2 separate regions of the Homo sapiens genome follow, and region 2 is linked to region 1. The links are chromatin loops, found by intact Hi-C in ENCODE. Cell type or tissue: CD4-positive, alpha-beta T cell. All regions are shown on one strand. Each heading gives the region's core, and the rest is flanking DNA. Links, peaks and the distances in the headings are about the cores only.

Region 1 (5,383 bases), core at 512-4,511:
AAAGAGAAAATGCTGTGTCTGTACCTCCAGGGCCTACATCTATCCTCGTGCCCCTGAAACTGGGGGAAAACGGACAGGTCCCAGGAAATGCCAACCCATGGGGGGAAGAAGGCTAAATGTACAATTTAATCCCTTAGTCTGAAAGTAGGCACTCTAAGCTTCTATGCTAGTGGCAAGCAGTCTTCTCTTGCGAGCCCACCCCATTTCTGCCAGCCTCCAAAGATGAGAGAACTGGATTTTTCAGACACAAACATCGATAATGTGTTGCCCCAGGGACAACTCTGGAATAAACCTACAATGTCCTCCTCAAGGGTTGAGCTATAAACAGAGTAATTTAGGGGAGTCGCTCTGGGCAAAGACTGGGCTGATCTCATGTAAAAGGCACTTGCTGGCTGGGCGCGGTGGCTCACGCCAGTAATCCCAACACGTTGGGAGGCTGAGGTGGGAGGATCACCCGGTCAGGAGTTCGAGATCAGCCTGGCCAACATGGTGAAATCCCGTCTCTACCAAAAATACAAAAATTAGCCGGGCGTGGTGGCACACACCTGTAGTCCCACACACCTGTAGTATTGCTTAAACCCGGGAGGTGGAGGGTGCAGTGAGCCGAGATCTTGCCTTAAGTTCTGTGCAGGCACTGAGCTGGTGGCTCATGCCTGTAATCCCGATACTTTGGGAGGCTGAGGCGGAAGGATCGTTTGAGCTCAGGAGTTTGAGACCAGCCTGGGCAACATAGCTAGACCCTGCCTCCATAAAAAATTGGGGGAAAAAAAAAAAGCTCTGTGCAGGTCCTGTTCAGCTCGGCACCCTGTCACCCAGCACAGAACCTGGCGTGTTGATGTCAAAAGACCAGGTACAACTTCTCCACCATTTCCACATTTCCTGGGCCGTTTTTCTCTCTGTTCTCTGCCTCCTACCTCTGAGAACCCTATGCAACATCCCAAACTTACACAGGTGCCTACTATCTCCTGTATTTACTTGAGGATAACTTTTTTTTTTTTTTTTGAGACGGAGTCTCCCTCTGTTGCCCAGGCTGGAGTAAAGTGGCAGGATCTCGGCTCACTGCAATCTCCGCCTGCCGGGTTCAAGTGATTCTCCTGCCTCAGCCTCCCAAGTAGTTGGGATTACAGGAGCGCGCCACCATGCCCGGCTAATTTTTTTGTATTTTTAGTACAGATGGGGTTTTAGTAGAGATGGGATTTCACCATGTGGGCCAGTGGATCTCGAACTCCTGACCTCAGGTGATCCACCTGAGGCTGAGGCAGGAGAATCGCTTGAACCCGGAGGCAGAAGGAGGCAGAAGTTGCAGTGAGCCGAGATCGCGCCATTGCACTCCAGACTGGGCGACAAGAGCGAAACTCTGTCTCAAAAAAAAAAAAAAAAGAGAAAAAAGAAAAAACGAAGAGCACGAGCAATATGAAGTACTACTTTCTGAGTGCGCCTTACACGTCTTGACTGCCACTGCCCTGTGGACCCAAGAGCCTGCTAGGGCGCGAACCACCTCTCGCACATCCACAATGAACGTTAGAAGAAACGAGACAAGAAATGCTCTCGGTAGAGAACTTGGCATTTAACCGCGAGCTGTGAATTTCACGTTTTTTTGCCTTCCCCTCTACTTTTTTCCACGGGACGCCGCCGCCCCGGCTACCATTCTCTCTCCTGTATACGTGGAGTCTGATCAGAGGGCGAAGGGTGATCAGCTCCCTCCCAGGTCCCGCGCATCGCCGCCCCCTGCCCGGTAAGCTCGGTCCCCGCCCTCAGGCCACGCTCTGTGCCCCCTGTCCTGGCCTCTGCTACCCAAAGATCTAACCCCAAGCTTTCTAAGGAGCCCAAGCAAGGGTCGCGAAGGCCAAGGGTCTGAGAAGAAAGCCTTGGTGGCCGAAGGCCCAGAAGACCCCTAAGCTCGCCCTGCCAGCGCCGCACCGCCGCTCACCCGTGGACAGCGGCACCAGCCACTCCGCAGGGCCGCCGCCGCCATGTTGGAGAATCGTGTGACCTTCTCGCGGCGCGGCCCGGTTGCGTCATCCGCCGCTTCGGCCTAGAGCCGCGCAAGCCTGAGAAAAGCCGCTCCAGGAGCGGGGTTTCGGGTAGGGAGAGCCCTCCGATTGGGTCCGTCATAGGGCGGGGCATTAAAAGGGTAGGGAATGCCTAGAGAGCTTGACCTCTGATAGGGCAGTGTTTTGGAAGGACGGGGCCCGTGACTGGATGTGGCCCGGGGGAGGGCACTCCTGGGAGGGTCAGATCTGTGATTGGGCGCGACTACGAGGGGGCGGAGCCCAGGGGCGTGTATTCCGTCACTTGCGGTGATTCGGCTACAGAACGCGCCGGGCGCTGGTGGCAGGTGGTACAGGCACGTGGATCCACCGACCACAAGGACGGATTCGATTGGATTCTGATTGACCGGCGGACCAGCTCCAGAGTAATTGTCTATGGCTGCCCCTGCAATGACTGATTGATTGACAATGGCTGAGAGACCAGCAAGTGAGTCGCTCCGAGAAAGCGAAGGAGCCCACTCTTGTGCGGCGCTTTGGGAAGACGCCTGTTGGTTTTGACCCCGAATAAGAAGAGGAAGCTGAGAGCGGGCTGACTGTGGTCCAGTCCTACTTCGATTCAGTGTGAACTGACACTCTGATCTGAAGACGCTCAGGCCTTTGTCATTTCAGCACCCCAGATGCTATTTTCCATTCGAAGAATGCCGCCACCAGGTGGCGGTATTTTAACATGGCCATGCAATCCGGGTATGAGGAGGAGGGTTGGTCCCCTGGGAGAGCTAATGTATGTTGCTGTTGCTGTTTGTCTTATTGGATCCTTTTTTTTTTTTATAGAGCCAGAGGCTTGCTCTGTCACCCAGGCTAGAGTGCAGTGTCGTAATCTAGCTCACTGCAGCCTCCAATTCCCAAGCTCAAGCGATCCTCCTGCCTCAGCCTCTGAGTCACTGGGATTACAGGCGTGAGCTACCGCACCCGGTCTTTTTGCATTACTAACCTGTGATATGGGTTTATGGGACTTCATTATTTCAAAGGGAGGCAGCTTGGCCCCGGAGAGCATGCATTCCTGGCTTCTGCGATGGATAGACTTGTGTTCTCCATCTCAGGAGCTCCCCCTCAAGGTGGGGGTAAGAGATGAGGGCTTCCACTCTGGCTTTGTTCGAGATGTCTTGATGCCAAGAGGAGCAAACTAGTTAAGCGGTTGGTGTACACAGGTGTGTTGCTAAGAATAAGGTCTGGGCTAGAAATATGGATTCTTAGTTGTGGTTGAAAGTACGGAGTTTGGCCGGGCGCGGTGGCTCATGCCTATAATCCCAGCACTTTGGGACACTGAGGCGGGAGGATCTCTCCAGCCCAAGAGTTTGAGACCAGCCTGGGCAACATAGTGAAGACCTCTTCTTTACAACAAATACAAAACATTAGCTTGGCGTGGTAGCATGTGCTTGTAGTCCCAGCTACTCAGGAGGCTGAGATGGGAGGATCGTTGAGGCCCGGGAAGTTAAGGCTGTAGTGAGCCGTGATCGTGCCACTACACTACACTACACTACACTACACTACCTGGGCAACAGAGAGAGACCTTGTGTCAAAAAAAAAGAAGAAGAAAGAAAGAGAGAGAGAGAAAGGAAAGAAAGAAAACTACAGCATTGGACACTCAGAGGCAGTGTGTCATATAAGCATGTCAAAGACCCAAAGATAAAGTGGAGATAGAAGACTCCTTTAAGCCAGGATCCGTGGCTCAGTCCTATTATCCCAGCAACTCAGGAGCCTGAGGCAGGAGCATCATTTGAGCCCAGGAGTTACAGACCAGTCTGGGCAACATAACGAGACCCTATCTCTACAAAAATAAAAAAATAAGCCAAGCATGGTGTCTCTCGCCTGGAATTCCAGCTACTTAGGAGGCTGAGGTGGGAGGATCTCTTGAGCCCATTAGTTAGAGGCTGCAGTGAGCTATGATCACCCACTGCACTCCACCCTGGGTGACAGCATGAGACCTCCATCTCTTTTTTTGTTGTTTTGAGACAGAGTCTCACTCTGTCGCCCAGGCTGGAGTGCAGTGGCACGATCTTGGCTCACTGCAAGCTCCGCCTCCCAGGTTCACACCATTCTCCTGCCTTAGCCTCCCGAGTAGCTGGGACTACATGTGCCTGCCACCACACCCAGCTAATTTTTTGTATTTTTAGTAGAGACAGGGTTTCACCATGTTAGCCAGGATGGACTCGATTTCCTGACCTCGTGATCCGCTTGCCTCGGCCTCCCAAAGTGCTGGGATTACAGGCGTGAGCCACCACACCCGGCCTTTTTTTTTTTGAGATGGAGTTTTACTCTTGTTGCGCAGGCTGGAGTGCAATGGCGCGATCTTGGCTCACCGCAGCCTCTGCTTCCCAGGTTCAAGTGATTCTCCTGCCTCAGCCTCCCAAGTAGCTGGGATTACAGGCATGTGCCACCACACCCAGCTAATTTTGTGTTCTTAGTAGAGACGGGGTTTCTCCATATTGGTCAGGCTGGTCTCGAACTCCTGAACCTCAGGTGATCCTCCCACCTCAGCCTCCCAAAATGCTGGGATTACAGGCATGAGCCACCATGCCCCCTCGAGACCTCCATCTCTAAAAAACAATTTTTTGTTGTTGTCGTTGTTTTGAGACTGAGTCTCAGTCTGTCACCCAGGCTGGAGTGCAGTGGCGTGATCTCGGCTCACTGCAAGCTCCACCTCCCAGGTTCATGGCATTCTCCTGCCTCAGCCTCCCGAGTAGCTGGGACTACAGGCGCCCGCCACCATACCCGGATAATTTTTGTATTTTTAGTAGAGACGGGGTTTCACCATCTTGGCCGTGCTAGTCTCGAGTCCTGACCTCGTGATCCACCTGCCTTGGCCTCCCAAATTGCTGGGATTACAGGCGTGTGCCACTGCGCTCAGCACTGTGGGAGGCCGAGATGGGCAAATCATGAGGTCAGGGGATCAAGACCATCCTGGCTAACATGGTGAACCCCCATCTCTACTAAAAATACAAAAAATTAGCCGGGCGTGGTGGCAAGTGCCTGTAGTCCCAACTACTTGGGAAGCTGAGGCAGGAGAATCGCTTGGACCCAAGAGGTGGAGGTTACAGTGAGCTGAGATCACACCACTGCACTCCAGCCTGGGCGACAGAGCAAGACTCCATCAAAAAAAAAAAAAAAAAGGAAGACAATCTGGAGGAACTTGGAGAAGGCAGATGGAAACAGCAGAGGCGAGTGCTGCACAGTTCAGGCAAGGCAAGGACAGAAATGTAGCCACCGCCATTGCATTTTGCAATATGGAGGTCATTGGTGAGATAAGCAAGAGGGGTTTTGGGTGAGTGGTGGGCCTGGGAGCCAGATTTCAGTGAGTGGAGATGGTTTTACAGAGGCATGCTGGGGCCAGC
Region 2 (5,383 bases), core at 456-4,455, 450 kb after region 1:
TGCACTCCAGCCTGGGCGAGGGAGATTCCATCTCAATACAAACAAACAAAAACAAACAAACTGATGGGGCTGAGGAGCCACTAAGGCTGTACAGCTGGGGCAAGGCTGGAATGGTGTGAAGGTGTCGGGAATGCCTGGGCAGGGCCCGAGTTTCCTGTCTTATTTCCTGAGGACGTGAGAACTGAGCAGACCTCCCTGGCCTTGGCCAGGCTCCCGTAGCTGCCGTGGAAAGGAGGTTAAGGTTGGTGGTGTAGATGGGGGCCCTCACAGTGAGTCCATCTTGGCCCCCAGTGGCCTGGGAGCCGATTCTCATCCCTACTGGCTTGGTTGGGAGGTGCTGGGCCACACGCCTACATTCACTCCACCTCTTTCCATCTTTCTTTTTTTTTTTTTTTTTTTTGAGATGGAGTCTCGCTGTGTCGCCCAGCTTGGAGTGCAGTGGCACGATCCCGGCTCACTGCAACCTCCGCCTCCCAGGTTCAAATGATTCTCTTGCCTCAGCCTCCACCACCACACCCGGCTAATTTTTGTATTTTTCATAGAGACGGGGTTTCACCATGTTAGTCAGGTTGGTCTCAAACTCCTGACCTCAAATGATCCGCCTGCCTCGGCCTCCCCAAGTGCTGGGATTACAGGATTACAGGCATGAGCCACTGTACCCGGCCATCTTTCTGTCTTTCTCTGAAGTCCACTTGGTAGCCCTGTGCGGGGCACCCATGGTGACGTGAGAGAATGCCAGCCCCGTTGTCTTAGGTCTTTCACGCCAGGCCAAGCAGTGGTCTTTGGGGAGAGGAGAGGTCTGAGCCGAGGGGTCTTGAAGGATGAGTAGGAGTTTGCTGGCCGCCCCAGGGGGACAGGCTGCCCTATGCGGTGGGAGCTGGGGTGCCCAGAGCCTCAATGCCCACCCCATAAGGCAGAACCACGACTCCCGAGCCACGTGCTGGGGTTTGGGGTAGGACAGTGAGTGTGGCAGTGAGTTGCGAAGGAAGAACTTGGACTGTGGATGCAGAAGACCTGGGTTCAAATCCTGCCTGGCTCACTTCCCAGGCGGTGGCTCCAGACAAGTCACTTGGGGAGCACCGTTGGGAGGTGAGGGCGAGCCCACAAACATGCATAGCTTCAGGGTCCTGCTCTGCCCCGCACCCCGTTCCCCATCCAAGCCTCAGTTTCCTCATCTGTAAAAATGGGCTACAGGAGGCTTCTGCGAAGTAACGCACATCAAGAGCTTTGTTAGCACAAGCTCATCGAATATTCTCCTTGTTCTTGTTATTCTTGGCTTCCAAGCAGCCAACCAGAGCGGGTACCAGGTGGGGTTGTAGGGGCTGCCTGATCCTGCCCTCCTCACCTGTGGCCCAAGGGTGGTGACCTGGCATCCTCTAGGTATGGGGCAGGCGGCATGCGTGGGAGGCTCTGCCAGCCTTTTTGGCATTTTGTTTGTTCACTTGACAGACATTTTCTTGGGTGTTTATTGTGTGCCAAGCACTGTGCCAGGACCTGATTCCTGCCCTTGGGGCAGACTGGCAAAAGATAAATGCCACCTGACAGGTGAGAGAGTGGCAAGAGTGACGGAGGAAGAACTGGGTCCGGGAGCAGGGTAATTCGGAGAGTAGAGTTTTAGTAGCATAGCAGGGAGGGCCTTCTTGGCCAAGTGGCATTTAAGGGGCCACACGAAGGGGATGAGGGAGGGAGCCAGGTGTGTGCCTGGAGAAGAGCGTTTCTGGCAGCAGGAGCAACCCGTGCAAAGGCCCTGAGGCAGGATCGCACCTGGCGTGTTGGGGGAACAGCATGGAGGCCTGTGTGGCTGGAGCAGAGTGAGCCGGGGGGGGGGCGGGAGGGAGGAGGGGAGGGCCCTGTGGGCAGCGGGGAGGACTGTGGCTTTTCCCCTGCGGAAGGTGGGGGCCACGGAGGGTTGTCTGCAGAGGAGGGAGGGAGGTGCCCTGGCTCGGCACTCACGGGCGCTCTCTGGTGGCTGCTGCAGGAGGACAGCGTTTTGGTTGGTGATGAGCGTGAACACAGGGACCGCACAGACAATACCTTCCAGGGTCTGAGAGTCTGGAATGGAATCGCCCAGGGAGACATGGTGGGGTGCACCCCTCGTCCTCCCTTCTCTTGGATCTGTTTCGGATGTGCTGAAGGATTGATTCTGAGATGCGAGAGAAAGGAAGGAGTCGAGAATGACTCCAGGTTTCTGGCATGAGTGCCTGGTAGGACCAAGCCAAAGTTAACCAAGATAAGGAGGGTAGGTGAGCGGTGGGTGAGCAGGCTTAGGGAGTGATCGGGAGCTTGGCTCTGCTCTTCTGGGTATGAGGGGCCTGGGGCCCCTGAGGAGACATGAAGGAGACAATGGGCACGCCAGTCTGGGCTTCTAGGGAGAGAGGTAATATAGGAGTTACCAGCCCATGGCTGGTATTTACAGCCATGAGCCTGGATGGGGTCACCTGGGGACTGGGTGTGGACAGAGATGCCTGTCCTGAGGCTCCCTGAGGTTCGAAGGTAGAGTGGGAGACTGAGTGGGAGTGACTGTGAGGAGAGGAGTCGGGGTGTGGAGCCCCTGCAGGCAGGGAAGGAGGGAGAGCTGGCTGGGTGCCTGCTGCACAGGCCCGGGGGAGTGGGGGTAGCTGAGGCTGACACTGACTGTGGGGGCGAAAGCGTGCTTGGTTTGAGTTCTAGGACTGGGGGACAGGAGGTGGAGTGAGTGAGTGTAGATGATACCTTCCAGTGCCCGAGGCAGGAAGTTGGGTCAGGAGAGAATGTTTTCTAGAGGGAAAATTCCAAACGTGTAGGTACAGCCCCACAGTGTGGCCAGGGGAAGGGCAGAGGAGGGCTGCCTGGTGGGCTCCAGGGCCTGCTCCCTCAATGTAGCAGGGGTCCCGAGTGGGGCCAGCGGACCTCTGGGTCAGCCAGGGCTCAGCCTGGCTGCCAGCACCTCCCCGAGCTCAGGAGGAACAGCCATACCCATCTCTTCCCAGACAAGGAAGCCTCATCCTCAGTGGATGCCCCCTAACTCCCTGGGACCAGGGATGACCAAGCCACTGAGCCAACCCACCCTCAGGTGCCGGGGCCCAAGGCCCACACTTGGGGGTCCACGGGGCTTCTGGCTGGGGCGTCTGGTTGGCTGTATTCAAGTGCACACACACACACTGATCTTCCCCACATGGTATGTTCTGGGTCTGGGGACAGCTCACCCAGACCCCACCCCAGAGCCTGGGGCGGCTGGGCCCATAGGGACAGTGCTTCCATGGCTGGGACAGGAAACAGTTTACAAGGCAGCTCACCCCTGGCCTGACCAGCAGGCACCTGCTCTGCTCAGGGAAAGTGTTCCTGATGCTCCTTGGCCAGCATGAGACAGGCCTGCTGCACACCCCGTGTCGACTGGGCTCAGGCCCCCGTCCCTGGGTGCTGTTGCCCACAAACCCTCATCTCTGTTCTGTCCACGCTGCGCTGACTCCTTTCTGGGCCAGGGTTTGCATCTTGGCAAGCTGCTCTGCTGTGCACCCCCCTCCTGGGACAATGCATACCTGTGTTGGAGCCTTGTGAGGAGCTGTGCACACACGTGGACTGCCACACGGACTGCCCCTTGAATGAGGACTTAGCCTTGGCTGGAGCTCCCTGCAGCTCAGCAGGGGACCTGACCCTGGGGACAGGGGTGGTGGGAGGTGGCTGCAGGCTCTTTCCTCCGGGCTGCGTCCTCAGGGCACATTCCTGTTTCCCACTCAGCCATCTGTGCCGAAGCTGGATGTGGGTTTGCTGCACCAGGAGAGGTGGGGGTTGAGGTGGGAGTAGCTCCTCATGTCCTGTCACTTACATACCTGGAGCAGTGACCCTTCCCATGCCCTGACCAGAAACCACAACAACCGTGACAGCTGCCTACTCGTGTCCCTTCCTGTGCGATGCCTGCTCTTTTCGTGGGGGGAGACAGAATCTCTGTTGCCTAGGCTGGAGTGCAGTGATTCGATCTCGGCTCACTGCAGCCTCCACCTCCTGGGCTCAAGCGATTCTCCTGCCTCAGCCTCCTGAGTAGCTGGGGCTACAGTAGCCACCACGCCCAGCTAATTATTATTATTATTATTTTTTTTTTTGAGATGGAGTCTCGCTCTGTCACCCAGGCTGGAGTACGGTGGCGTGATCTCGGCTCACTGCAAGCTCCGCCTCCCGGATTCACGCCATTCTCCTGCCTCAGCCTCCCAAGTAGCTGGGGCTACAGGCGCCCGCTACCACACCCAGCTAATTTTATTGTATTTTTAGTGGAGATGGGGTTTCACCACGTTAGCCAGGATGGTCTCGATCTCCTGACCTCGTGATCCACCCGCCTCGGCCTCCCAAAGTGCTGGGATTACAGGTGTGAGCCACCGCGCCCGGGTACTTTTTGTATTTTTTATAGAGACGGGATTTCACCATGTTGGCCAGGCTGGTCTCGAACTCCCGACCTCAAGTGATCCGCCTGGCTCATCCTCTCAAAGCATTGAGATTACAGGCGGGAGCCACCGTGCCTGGCCATGCCTGCTCTTACTTCCTCCTCCTGTGACTGCCTTCCTGTTCACACATTTGGAAAAAGTAGTCCAGAGGTGAAGTGACTTGCCCAAGGTCACCCCGCTCAGGAGCCTTCTCAAGCCGTGTCTGGCTGCCCAGCCACCAGGCTGCAGGTGGAGGCTCAGGGTTGATGGATCTCAAGCTGCTCTGCCTGCCTGGCTGCCTGGGTCCCCTTGCCCCAGCTGGGACAGCCCTGCTCTGAGGACCAGACACAGGCAGGTGTTGTGCTATCCGCAGTGGCTGTTTCTGGAAGGCAGGAGCCTGCCTTCACTTCTGCACCACTTAGCACAGTGCCTGCAGGCCCTGGGCTCCAGGCATCTCTCGACTCCTCCACACCGTTGGCAGCCGCGTTGGTGCAGCACCCAGGGAACCGGCGGGAAGGTTGTGGGGGCAGTCGTGGGTGGAGTGTGGGGATTCACAGAACCTCGCCTTCCCGCCCAGTGGTGCTCATCGGGGACTCAGGCGTGGGCAAGAGCAACCTGCTGTCGCGCTTCACCCGCAACGAGTTCAACCTGGAGAGCAAGAGCACCATCGGCGTGGAGTTCGCCACCCGCAGCATCCAGGTGGACGGCAAGACCATCAAGGCGCAGATCTGGGACACCGCTGGCCAGGAGCGCTACCGCGCCATCACCTCCGCGTGCGTGTCGGCAGCCTGGGCAGGGACGCTGAGATTCGGGGGCGTGGGCTTGCAGCGCGTGGGCTTGGAAGGATGTGTAGGAGTTGGGCAGGAGAAGGGGAGAGTGTGCTCCCAAGACCAGGGAGTGAGGCTGGAAGAACGCTTTAGCCATGCGCCGTGGGACCCTCAGGCTGACCAGCGCCCAGCCTTCGCCACACCAGGGTATCTCTGGGTACC

The links. A loop is a pair of places that touch in the nucleus more often than their neighbours do. Peaks named below come from ENCODE experiments on the same cell type or tissue, not always from the same donor. Only the 100,000 strongest peaks of a DNase experiment are listed, where the experiment ranks them.
Region 2: it touches region 1 in a loop (3-fold over the local background); 4 of 110 quality-filtered maps call a loop at or near these places.

Annotation. Positions count from the first base shown.
Region 1 is chr19:7,941,677-7,947,059 of GRCh38, forward strand. It overlaps TIMM44 (translocase of inner mitochondrial membrane 44), which reads right to left and starts at 1,990. Exons shown (of 13, transcript NM_006351.4): 1 at 1,931-1,990. The coding sequence starts at 1,975. RefSeq lists enhancers at 1,011-1,554, 1,555-2,097, 1,724-2,093, 2,098-2,641, 2,642-3,184 and a silencer at 2,124-2,193. In CD4-positive, alpha-beta T cell, for the core only: CTCF peaks have their summits at 2,678 (motif pointing right) and 2,877; DNase peaks (open chromatin) are centred at 2,175 and 2,705; H3K4me3 peaks cover 1,864 bases; H3K27ac peaks cover 1,565 bases.
Region 2 is chr19:8,394,892-8,400,274 of GRCh38, forward strand. RAB11B (RAB11B, member RAS oncogene family) reads left to right here. Exons shown (of 5, transcript NM_004218.4): 2 at 4,972-5,167. Among named protein-coding and RNA genes, the nearest start is that of RAB11B-AS1, 6.9 kb to the left of the region's middle. RefSeq lists a silencer at 1,808-1,857. In CD4-positive, alpha-beta T cell, for the core only: CTCF peaks have their summits at 1,995 (motif pointing left) and 2,198; a DNase peak (open chromatin) is centred at 1,920.